2 separate regions of the Homo sapiens genome follow, and region 2 is linked to region 1. Evidence: chromatin loops called from intact Hi-C (ENCODE). Cell type or tissue: endothelial cell of umbilical vein. All regions are shown on one strand. Each heading gives the region's core, and the rest is flanking DNA. Links, peaks and the distances in the headings are about the cores only.

The links. A loop is a pair of places that touch in the nucleus more often than their neighbours do. Peaks named below come from ENCODE experiments on the same cell type or tissue, not always from the same donor. Only the 100,000 strongest peaks of a DNase experiment are listed, where the experiment ranks them.
Region 2: a loop joins it to region 1, with 9 times the contacts of the local background. A loop is called at or near these places in 1 of 110 quality-filtered maps.

Annotation. Positions count from the first base shown.
Region 1 is chr10:14,585,353-14,590,731 of GRCh38, reverse strand. The region is part of intron 2 of FAM107B (family with sequence similarity 107 member B); the gene reads left to right. Among named protein-coding and RNA genes, the nearest start is that of MIR1265, 150 kb to the right of the region's middle. RefSeq lists an enhancer at 2,255-2,454. In endothelial cell of umbilical vein, for the core only: no CTCF peak of the experiment used is centred there; a DNase peak (open chromatin) is centred at 2,481; H3K27ac peaks cover 4,334 bases.
Region 2 is chr10:15,198,074-15,203,452 of GRCh38, reverse strand. All of the region lies in intron 1 of LOC105376434 (a long non-coding RNA gene), which reads left to right. Among named protein-coding and RNA genes, the nearest start is that of FAM171A1-AS1, 7.8 kb to the left of the region's middle. RefSeq lists an enhancer at 1,884-3,083. In endothelial cell of umbilical vein, for the core only: no CTCF peak of the experiment used is centred there; DNase peaks (open chromatin) are centred at 1,692 and 2,552; H3K27ac peaks cover 4,262 bases.

The DNA of each region.
Region 1 (5,379 bases), core at 127-5,126:
GGGATTACAGGCATGAGCCACTACGCCTGGCTGAGAAATGGATCTCTTAATGGCACCTCTCAACTTCATTGTTAAGAGTGTTTGGAGAGGGTAGATACTTGAATTGTTTCTGTTAGGAAGAAATTGAGAGTTCCTTTGGAAGAAGCATGATCGTAGCGAATGAATTTAATTTACATATGCTCCATCAGCACCAGGCTGCACGGTGACATACTACATCCGCAGTTTGATTTTGGGACAACTTCCATACTTGAAGGCTACCAGAATGGAAATATATTGATTCTAACTATCATGGGCAAGCCTGTCTTTTGCCACAATGTGTTGTTTGAAACCTATTTGTTAAAAGGATCATTATAAAGTAGGTTCTAGGATTCCCATAGTCACAGTCTCATTCTGAGGAGTCGTGCTGTTGACCAAACACTTGATTTCATATAAATCATGGCTGTGACCAATAAGTCCTAAAAGAAAGATGTGAAAACTAGAAACGTGGAAGAGTTTGAAATCATAAATGTTGCTTCTGTTGTCAGAGAGGTCTTGAGCTTGGAGAAGCCATAGAAATGAAGAGGTCATCTAATCAAGATTCTTCATTTTTGGTGAATAAACCAACGCTTAGATGTGTTAAATTGCTTGCCCAAGACCACACAGCTAATGATTTGTAGAGTTGGAACCAAAACTCATCCTGGAATAAGGACCATTAGTACGTTAAGTGTTTCTTTTGAACATGTTAAATGCTTCTTACATGCATCATTTTTGGATCCTCATGACAACCCTGTGATTTAGGACTGTAATTGGTTTTATTTTCTGAGGAGGATGTTGAGGCATAGAGACATTGAATATCTTGCCCAGGATCACCCAGGACTGAGATATATTCACTGCAAAGAATGTGCTTTTCTTTTTTTTAATTTTTAAAATTTTTAAATTTTGCTTTATGTTCTGGGCTACATGTGCAGTACATGCAGGATTCTTACATAGGTATACATGTGCCACGGTGGTTTGGCGCACCCATCAATCTGTCATCTAGGTTTTAAGCCCCGCATACATTTGGTATTTGTCCTAATGCTTTCCCTCCCCTTGCCCCTCATCCCCCAAGAATGTACTCTTATTCACCCTATGGTGTACTGCCTTCTGATTCATTCAGTCATTCATTTCTTCCTTGTTATTATTATTACTGTTTAAAATTCATTATTTCGTGTTAAAGGAATGCCTTATTCCTAACAGCCCAGAAACATTGCCTTTCAAGGACTTTCCATATACTCTTAAAATCTATATTTTTAAAAACCTACCAGCTCTAATTATTGCAGATATAGTCAGTGGAAATCACTAGCTATAATAAATGTTATTTGAATAATTGGTAATTGTGCCTGGCTTACTAGTATTTGAAAAAGCTTTCAGATTATAGATGGTTCAGGACTCTTATAAGATGTCTAGGTAAGTTTGAACTGATAGTTTCTTTCTTTTGATAAATGTCCTATGCCAACCTACAGCTTTAAAAATAATTCCTTTGACCATTCTTTTAAAAAGTCACCACTTACTCTTTTTTTTCTTTTCTTTTTTTTTTTTTGAGACAGTCTCGGTGTGTCACCTAGGCTGTAGTGCAGTGATGTTATCTCGGCTCACTGCAACCTCCTGGGCTCAAGTGATTCTCCTGCCTCAGCCTCCCAAGTAGCTGAGACCACCGGCATGCACCACCACACCCGGCTAATTTTTGTATTTTTAGTAAGGATGGGGTTTCACCACGTTGACCAGGCTGGTCTCGAACTCCTGACCTCAAGTGATCTGCCTGCTTTGGCCTCCCAAAGTGCTGGGATTACAGGCGTGAGTCACTGCGCCCAGCCTCACCACTTATTCTTTAAATTCTTGGAAACATCATGAAGGAATCAACTTGGGATGGGTTTGGAGCCCTCCTTCTCTCTCTTCTTCCTCCTTTTCACTCCCCTTCAGTAACAGTAACATCCTGGGGAGCTCTGAAGCTGAGATTTCATAAAGATCAGATGTGTTTTTGGGAGACAGCGTGTGTGGGGTGATGGGTGGGGAGGAGTGGAGGTGAGAAGTCACCCTGTGGCATGGGAGAGGATGTTTGATGTTGATTTTCTGAGTGTCAGCCTCCTGTTTCTCAGGACGGTTGGTTGACTGTCTTTTTCTCTACTTGCGCTGCCCACAAAGAGCCAGATGTGGGTGCCTCCGGGGGTTTATGGGACCCACTTACCTGTGTGAAGCTGGCTTACAGAGAGGGGAGAATGGGTAGACCCTGGTAGCGTCCAGGGAGACTTTCACGTGGGCGTGGTTTGTACTCTGACCCACTGGTGACTTTAAACAATTTGTCATCAAATACCACAGTTGGCTTTGCAGCTATCTGGTATTTGTGCCTGGAGTAGGTTTGTTTGTTTTGTTTTAAATGCTTCTAAATTACAATTCTTTGTGAGCTTCCTGTTTCCTACTTACAGCTGAAATATGTGATGACTGACTCTACCAGGACTGCTTTTTTCCCCTTTTCTGCATTTGTGCTGGAAACAGAACAGCTTGCACGCACAGCCTGGAGCATGTTGCCTGCATGTGCTTCTTGGTGGACGTGAGCACATGGCTGACTAATTTCAAAAACCGCCTATTTATATCCTCTTCAGAAGCGCTGTCAGACATTAGGCACTCTCTCTACTAACGTCACGTCGATTAATATGGATTTTAAAATGGAAGTAAATTATTTTTTACTCATGGGTGAGTCATTAGATAGTCTTTTTTAAATATACATCCCACCATTTCTCTCAAGGGTGTCACACTGGTAATTGTCCCATGCTGGAGTTTTCAGCAGTTATCATAGGATTGAGTGCAGGAGGAGGCTGTGGAGAACACCTAACCCTCTGATTTTATAGATGAAATGACAGCCCAGGGTTGCTGAATTACTGAGAGCTCAAAGCTCCTTGGTGCAAATCTAGGACTAGAGCTCTCTCCTCCCGTAGCTTCGAATTGAGCACAGTGTCCTTTACTGTCACCCACCTTGCCTCACCCTACCTACCCCACATGCTGGCACTTGCCACCACAAAAGAATAAAAACAAGGACAGGAAACAAAACTTCCTAGTTGCTAGGGTTGTGGTGACGATTTTATAGCAGAAAAGAAAATAATGTTTAAGATATGTAATCCTAAAGAAACTGTCTTTTTTTGGATGTTTGTGTAAGACAAATTCTTATTCATACTAATGGAAAGTCTTAAAAACATTAAACATGAAAAATAGTTGTTCATACCATGAAAATAAGCCTAGGCATTTATTTAAATGTATGAGAACTATCTTTGTCGACTGTGTCTGTTGTCCACATTTTGACTTCTAGGGCTAAGCAACTTCCCGCGATTGGATAAATATGGGAGTTCTTTCTAAATAAATATATGAGAATATATTTCTGTGCATAAATACATGAGAATAAATACATGAGTACCTGCATTGTGTCTTACACTGTCATTATCCTCAGGCTTTTTTCAGATGTATGTTGTCATTTATTAGTTCCGACACTGGCGCATTAGAAGGACGATGAACTTTTTGCTAGATAGACCTAGGTGGCATGTCGTAAGTGCTTTTATCTTGGTGAGTTCAAGTTTTCTCATCTCTGCAGTGTGACTATTATCAGGCAGGAAAAGCACCTGGCACAGTGCCTGTACACAGGTGTGAACAGAGGTTAGTGTCTGCTCCCCCAAGGTGGTGTTGTGATGTGATGTCATACGTGATTGTTTACACTCTCACCTGATGGGCGAGACTATTCCATTCTCATAGGACTCAATGAGAGAGAGTTTGTCCCAGGATTGGGGTGAATGTTTCACCTATATCATCCTCTTGGGCCTTCTCCACCTGAAATGTAGCCTAGTTTGATAAGCAGTGGTAGAATACAGAGACAGGTTAGGAACCTGGTGGGGGTAGAGGGTCCATACTGGAGCTCTGGGATCTAATTGGAGAGTGGAGGAGCGACCCTGGGCTCAAAGGTATGGCTGTCTTCATCCATTTGGGCTGCTGTAACAAATACCACAGACGGGGTGGCTTAAACAGCATTTATTTCTCACAGTTCTGGAGGTTGGGAACTCCAAGATCAAAGATGCTGGCAGATTTGGTGTCTGGTGAGGGCTCCCTTCGTGTTTTGTAGAAGGCCACCTTTTTGCTGTATCCCCACATGGTGGAGAGGGAGATCATCTGCCTGGTGTCTCTTTTTCTAAGGGCACTAATCCCATTCATGAGGGCTCCACTTCTATGACTTAATTACTTCCCCTAAGCCCCACTTCCAAATATCATCACGTTGGGATTAGGGCTTAAATAATATGAATTTATGGTGGAGGAGGAAAAAATATTCAGTCCATAGCCATGGCCAAGGTGAGCAGAGGCTTCAAGTCTATGGGCAGGCAGGATTCTCATCTCATATATTTTTTTCTTTTATTTTTAAATCTACCACAGAGACGTTCTTTGCTACAGGTAGGATTCTTAAAAGCAAAGCAGTGTTCTGAAGAGAAGGTGGGTTTTCAGTGGCCTGGGATGGAGGAGGATAAGGAGGATGTGAGTTGTAGAAGTGAGAGTGAGGCTGAAGGTCAGGAATTGAACTAGCACATGAGGAATTCGGGTCAGGAGGTCACCAGTAACCAGGAGTTGACAGTGATGCGGACTCAGTGCCCTTGCCCAGGTATTTTGTTGCTTGCTGGGTTCCTGTTTATGCAGGAGCTGATTGCTGGCTGGGAGCACCCCTGCACGCCCAAGCAAGAGGGATCCAGGGTCAGCAGTTAGTGGCAGGAGAACCCCCTGAGGGTGCCTTGTATGCAGGGAGAGTGCATTTCCTGTTTGGTTTGGGACGAGCCTGGTCCAGGTGTAATTAGTAACAGAGGCTTCCTCCTTACTCAGCAATGACTGCTGTGGTCGACAATTAATATGGTCACCCTACTCACGAGTACTTGGTTGCAGAGAAGTATTTGTTATGTGTATGAGTGAAGATCCTGACCAAAGATTTGACCACACAAGGTTCTGTGGTGAGTCCATGGTTTACCTGTCTCATGGGCGGAGCTTGGCTGCCTCTCTTTGTGTACTTGTTATTTGAATTCCAAAGAACGTTCTGCGCCACACTTTTCAGAGCTCTTTTCTCCCAGTGTGTGTTTTAGATGGCCGTCTGTTTTGTCATTGATAAGCTAATTCTGTAAACCTCAGGGCAGCTGCACATGCAGCATCTGTAATTGCACCTCTGTAATTGGCTGGAGTGCTCGAGAGACTGTACTTGCTTTTCCTGGCGCCCCCCAGGGTCCGTGGCTTCACCTAAAGGCTTGGTGGCAGGGACTGGTGAGAGAGGGAAGAGGAAGAGAGGAGGGAGAGGATTCTTGGTCTTCTACTCATCAGCCTGGTTGACAGGGGCTGGGAAAGTCTGAT
Region 2 (5,379 bases), core at 145-5,144, 610 kb before region 1:
AGGAAGAGTTTTACCCACATAGAGCTGGCTGAATGGGAAACCAGGGTTTTATCATTATTCATATCAGCCTCCCTGAAAATTTGGAGGCTAGGATTTTTCAAGGATAGTTTGGCAATCAAGGGAACGGGTGCTGCTGATTGGTTGGGGGTGCAATCATAGGGGTGTGGGGAATGGTCATTGTGAGCACTGAGTCTGCTTCTGGGTGTGGCCCCAGGACTGGTTGGTGGGTCCAGGTGAAGCCATTGGTCAGTCATCAGAAATGCAAAAACCTGAAAAAGGCATCTCAAAAGGGCAATCTTAAATTCTATGATACGATGCTATTTGCAGGAGTGATTGGGGAAGTTGTACATCTTGTGGCCTCCGGAACAATGGCTGGTAACCATTTCTGTCTACACCCTAGCAGAACTCAGCTTCCTATCAGTCTCCTAACCTGATTGTCTTTCATTAGCTTTACAAAGGTGCTTTAGTTTGGGGAAAGGGCTGTTATCATTGAAACTGTAAACTAAGTCTCTCCCAAAGTTAGCTTGGCCCAAACCCAGGAATAACTATGGGCAGCTTGGAAGCTAAAAGCAAAATGGGGGTTGGTTGGATCAGATCTCTTTCACTGTCATCATTTCCTGTTATAGTTTTTGCCAAGGCAGGTTCAAAACCAGGGAACCAACTGTAAAAGACAAAGTATAATAATAACTCCCTAAAGAGTTTCATTTTACACACCACTTTCATAATACATTCCTTTTTTGTTGAGACACAGTCTTGCTCTGTCACCCAGGCTGGTGGGCAGTGGCACAATCTCGGCTCACTGCAACCTCCCACGTTCAAGTGATTCTCCTGCCTCAGCCTCCCAAGTAGCTGAGACTACAGGCGTGTGCCACCATGCCTGGCTAATTTTTGTATTTTTAGTAGAGACAGAGTTTCACCACGTTGGCCGGGCTGGTCTCAATCTCCTGGCCCCAGGTGATCTGCCAGCCTCGGCCTCCCAAAGTGCTGGGATTACAGCCCCAGCGTAAGCCACCACGTGAGCCACCACGCCCGGCCTCATATTACATTATTGTGTTATGATTCTCACAGCTACCCTGCTGTATAGCTAAGGCAGGTGATGTTAATCCACACTTGCATTCAAAGACACTGAAATAAATTCTTACCAAAACAGTGGCGAAGACCCAGGATTTGCACTGAAACTCACATGCTGTGTTCAGAAGTGCAGTATTCTCTCTACCCCACACAGCTGCCTTAGAGAGATGAATTCCAGGGCTGGGAACCACGGCTAACACTTAGTACCTCCCACATTTCCAGAAGGGCTCTAAACGTGTCCTGTGGTCCTTACAGTCAACTGGTGAGGTTATTTCTTCTGTCATTTCACAGACAAATAAAGAAGCAGAGTAACTTCATTTATGAACGGTGCTCTCTGCCACTTTGCAATGCTTATTCAATAGAGCTGCTTTCATTATGGAAAGCTAAAAGCTTTGTTTCCCAGAATGCTAACCATTTTATAAACAGTATAACATAATTATAAATGTCTTCCAGAAACACAGTAATAGTAATGTTAAATGATCCTGCGAGCCTCAGAAAAATAACTTGATAGCTACTCTCCGAGGTTGGTTATTTTGGAGTCCTAGTACATTAGTCACTCTTCAAAGGCCAGAGAAGGTAAGAGAGAAGGTTAAAATGAGATCAGATGCCCAGCAGTGGGAAATTTCACATTTGAGATGATGAGACCCATAAATGGGGCATAATGATGGCAAATAAAAAATATCTACTTGGAAACAGAGAAAAGCTCAAATTGCATTGAAGATCAGTTACATTTTTCCTGGACAGAGGACAGAAAAATTTTCTTCTTTTTCTTGAGTAAGTGAAAAGGAATATAAGGTCTTTCTCAGGGATGAGGTTTGCCTTTTCTGGATTAAAGGGTAAAAGCTGAAGAGGCACATCTTCAGACAAGTAGCAATAGAGAACAGAGACAATTCTTGGCCATAGAGCATTTTTGAGGATCTCATATGAAAGATAGTCATTTTTTAAAGATGTCATTTTTCTATAATACTGCAGCTAGCTCCCCTCAGATCATCACCGGGATAAGACAGCATCAATGGATATGTTGCCCAGGCTGGTCTCAAAATCCTGGCCTCAAGCAACCTCCCACCTCAGCCTCCCAAATTGCTGGAATGACAGGTGTGAGCCACCACACCTGGCTGCAAGTTGAATTTCTTTGGATGTCTATTCTTTGTGCCTGAAACTTCAGATTGACGTACTTAGAAAATATAGGGCTGAACTGACCCCCATATAACATCTTGACTTTTTCAACCAAACTTTAATTATTTCAACTGAATAATTTAAAAAAAAATTTTACCCTTGGTGACAGCTGTCAAATGATGGAATATCTTGTGTGAATTAGAATCTCTTGATTTTCAGGAATACCATCATAATAACAATGATGTTGTGATTTTTTTAACTTGAGAATGACCTTTGGAATAATTAAAAAATGCCTTGGTATGACTCAATCCTTTTCCTCCCTCTGTCCTCTGAGGCTTTACCACTGACCTGGAATTCAGGATTCCAGAAATCCTTGGTGAATGAAGTCACCACATTCTTTGTGAAATTATTCACAAGTGTGATCATTATCAGTTATCTGTTTCCTTTGATAAGGTTACTCCCAATTGTTTCAATGTGTGACTCTATAGATAAAATCGTATTATAGTTTTGTTATGATTCATATCGCTAGTATGCTGATAGTCTAGATAATAACAGAGTGATGATATTGTTGTGGCTTCTTTATTCCAAGTAATATCAAGCCCCAATAAAAAAGTTTGGTTTTTCTTTTCTGAGACAGGGTCTGGCTCTGTCACCCAGGCTGGAGGGCAGGGGAGTGATCACAGCTCACTGCACCCTCAAACTCCTGGGCTCAGGTAATCCTCCTGCATCAACCCCCCAAGTATCTGAGACCACAGATGCATGCCATACCAGTCGGCTAATTTTTATTTTATTTTTATTTTTCGTAGAGATGGAGCTTCACATGGTTGCCCAGGCTGCTGTAGAACTTCTGGCCTCAAAAGATCTTCCTGCCTCAGTCTCCCAAAGTGCTAGGATTAAAGGTGTGAGCCACTGCACTTGGCCAATAAAAGTTTTGAAGATGTGAATAGGAAATTCACCAGGAGCTTCCTGTTCACCTCCTTGCTTCAAGTTTATGGAAGTCTTGACTTATCCTTGTCCTTGTCACCAACAAGCCTTGTAGCCGCAGCCTCTGCTCAGGGGGACAGTGTTCCCACCCTCTTCACCAGTGAAGCTGCTGAGATCCCAGGGCAGCTGGCTCCTTCCCATGGAAAGATGAACTATGATTCCTCATTTCCCCAATAAATTTACGATTTTGCTGAGAAAACAAATATACATATTTGAGAAATTTAACAGTGCAAGCAGATAGAATATCAGACATCAAAATCTGTATGAAATTTCTCCACCTCGGAGAATGACTGAGTTTTGGCTTCACTCACACTAAATAATGAAAAAAGGGAACAAGCAGTGTAGGTTTCACTCAGGATGAAAGCCCTGGAACCCTAGAAGATTGTGGGGATAGGTAATGGATGGATTCAACATGCCTTTCTCTTAGGACTGTCTGAGATCTTACAGCTGAGATTAGCATAAACATCTTTGAAAGACAAATTCTGGTTGTTAGAGAAAACTATGTCATTATTCAGAGGGGACTGTCAGGCACCTCTTTGCTGAAGAGGCCACACAACACAGAGTGGGGGATGCCTCTTGCTAAATAATGTTTCAGCCACATGTGGCAAAGAGTTCAGAGACCTGAGGGAGGTCCAGTGCAGACTGAACTACAAACTTCAGCCTTCACTGTCTTAAGAATAAGTTAGTCTGGGCTGGGCACAGTGGCTCACACCTGTAATCCCAGCATTTAGGGAGACCAAGGTGGACGGATCACCTGAGGTCAGGAGTTCGAGGCCAGCCTGGGCAACATGGTGAAACCCTGTCTCTACTAAAAATACAAAAATTAGCCAGGTGTGGTGGCACACCCCTGTAATCCCAGCTACTTGGGAGGCTGAGGCAGGAGAATCACTTGAACCTGGGAGATGGAGGTTGCAGTGAGCCGAGATCCCGCCACTGCACTCCAGCCTGTGCCATGGAGCAAGACTTCGTCTCAGAAAAAAAAAAAAGAATAAGTTAGCCTTGGCCGGGCTCGGTGACTCTTGCCTGTAATCCCAGAACTTTGGGAGGCCAAGATGGGTGGATTGCTTGAGCTCAGGATCTTGAGACCAGCCTGAGCAATATGGGGAGACTCCGCCTCTACCAAAAAAAAAAAAAAAAAAAAAAATTAGCTGGGCATGGTGACACATGCCTGTAGTCCCAGTTACTCAGGAGGCTGAGGTAGGAGGATCACTTGAGCCCAGGAGGTCAAGCCTGCAGTGAGTTGTGTTCATGCCACTGCGCTCCCGCCTAAGTGACAGACTGAGACTCTGTCTCAGAAACAAAACCAAAAAAAAGGTGGGGGACACTTGCATGGCAGCTCATGCCTGTAATCCCAGCACTTTGGGAGGCCAAGGTGGGCAGATCACTTGAGCTCATGAGTTTAAGACCAGCCTGGGCAATACAGGGAAACCCTATCTCCAAAAAAAAAAATGCAAAAATGACTTGGGTGTGGTGACCCACAGCTGCAGTCCCAGCAACTCAGGAGGCTAAGGTGGGAGGATCGCTTCAGCCTGGGAGGTGGAGGCTGCAGTGAGCTGAGATCGCACCACTGCACTCCAGCCTGGGTGACAGAGTGAGATCCTGTCTCAGAAGGTTAGTCTTAAGAATCCTTTGAATGGATCAGAAAGGGAGAGCCCTTCTCCAGAATTGGATACCGGTGTAACAGGGTGTCAGTGTGCGGAATTTACAAAGAGAATGCCTGGAAACCGGCCCCACAATGCTTAGTCCACTTTAAAAAGGGTCATGAGAGACAGTGAGAGCATTTTGGAGGATTTCTTTGGACAAAGCAGTGCTGATAACTCCAGGCACCCTCCCACCCTCTGACCCTATCCCTGCTTTACTCCCAAGCCCAGGGTTAGGGGAGGGGGCAGAAACTTCTGCGAGCAAAGAGGCTAAAGCTACAGGAGGGAGAGAGAAGTGCTGACCACAACTCTCCCTCTGACCACATGTTCTCCATTATTGCCATCCCCTCCCACCCCAGCAAAGTAAAGATTGAATGCCAAAGCAAACTAATTCAATACATTAATTCAAATGTTCAGTCCTCTGCACCACAACTGCAGCTCAGGAGCATGGCTTCACAATGCGCCTTCCAAGTTGCAGCAGGGATTCTGCAGGATCCTGACTCAAGGTACACATGAAAGCCAGGTGCGGAGGCTCATGCCTCTAATCCCAGCACTCTGGAAGGCTGAG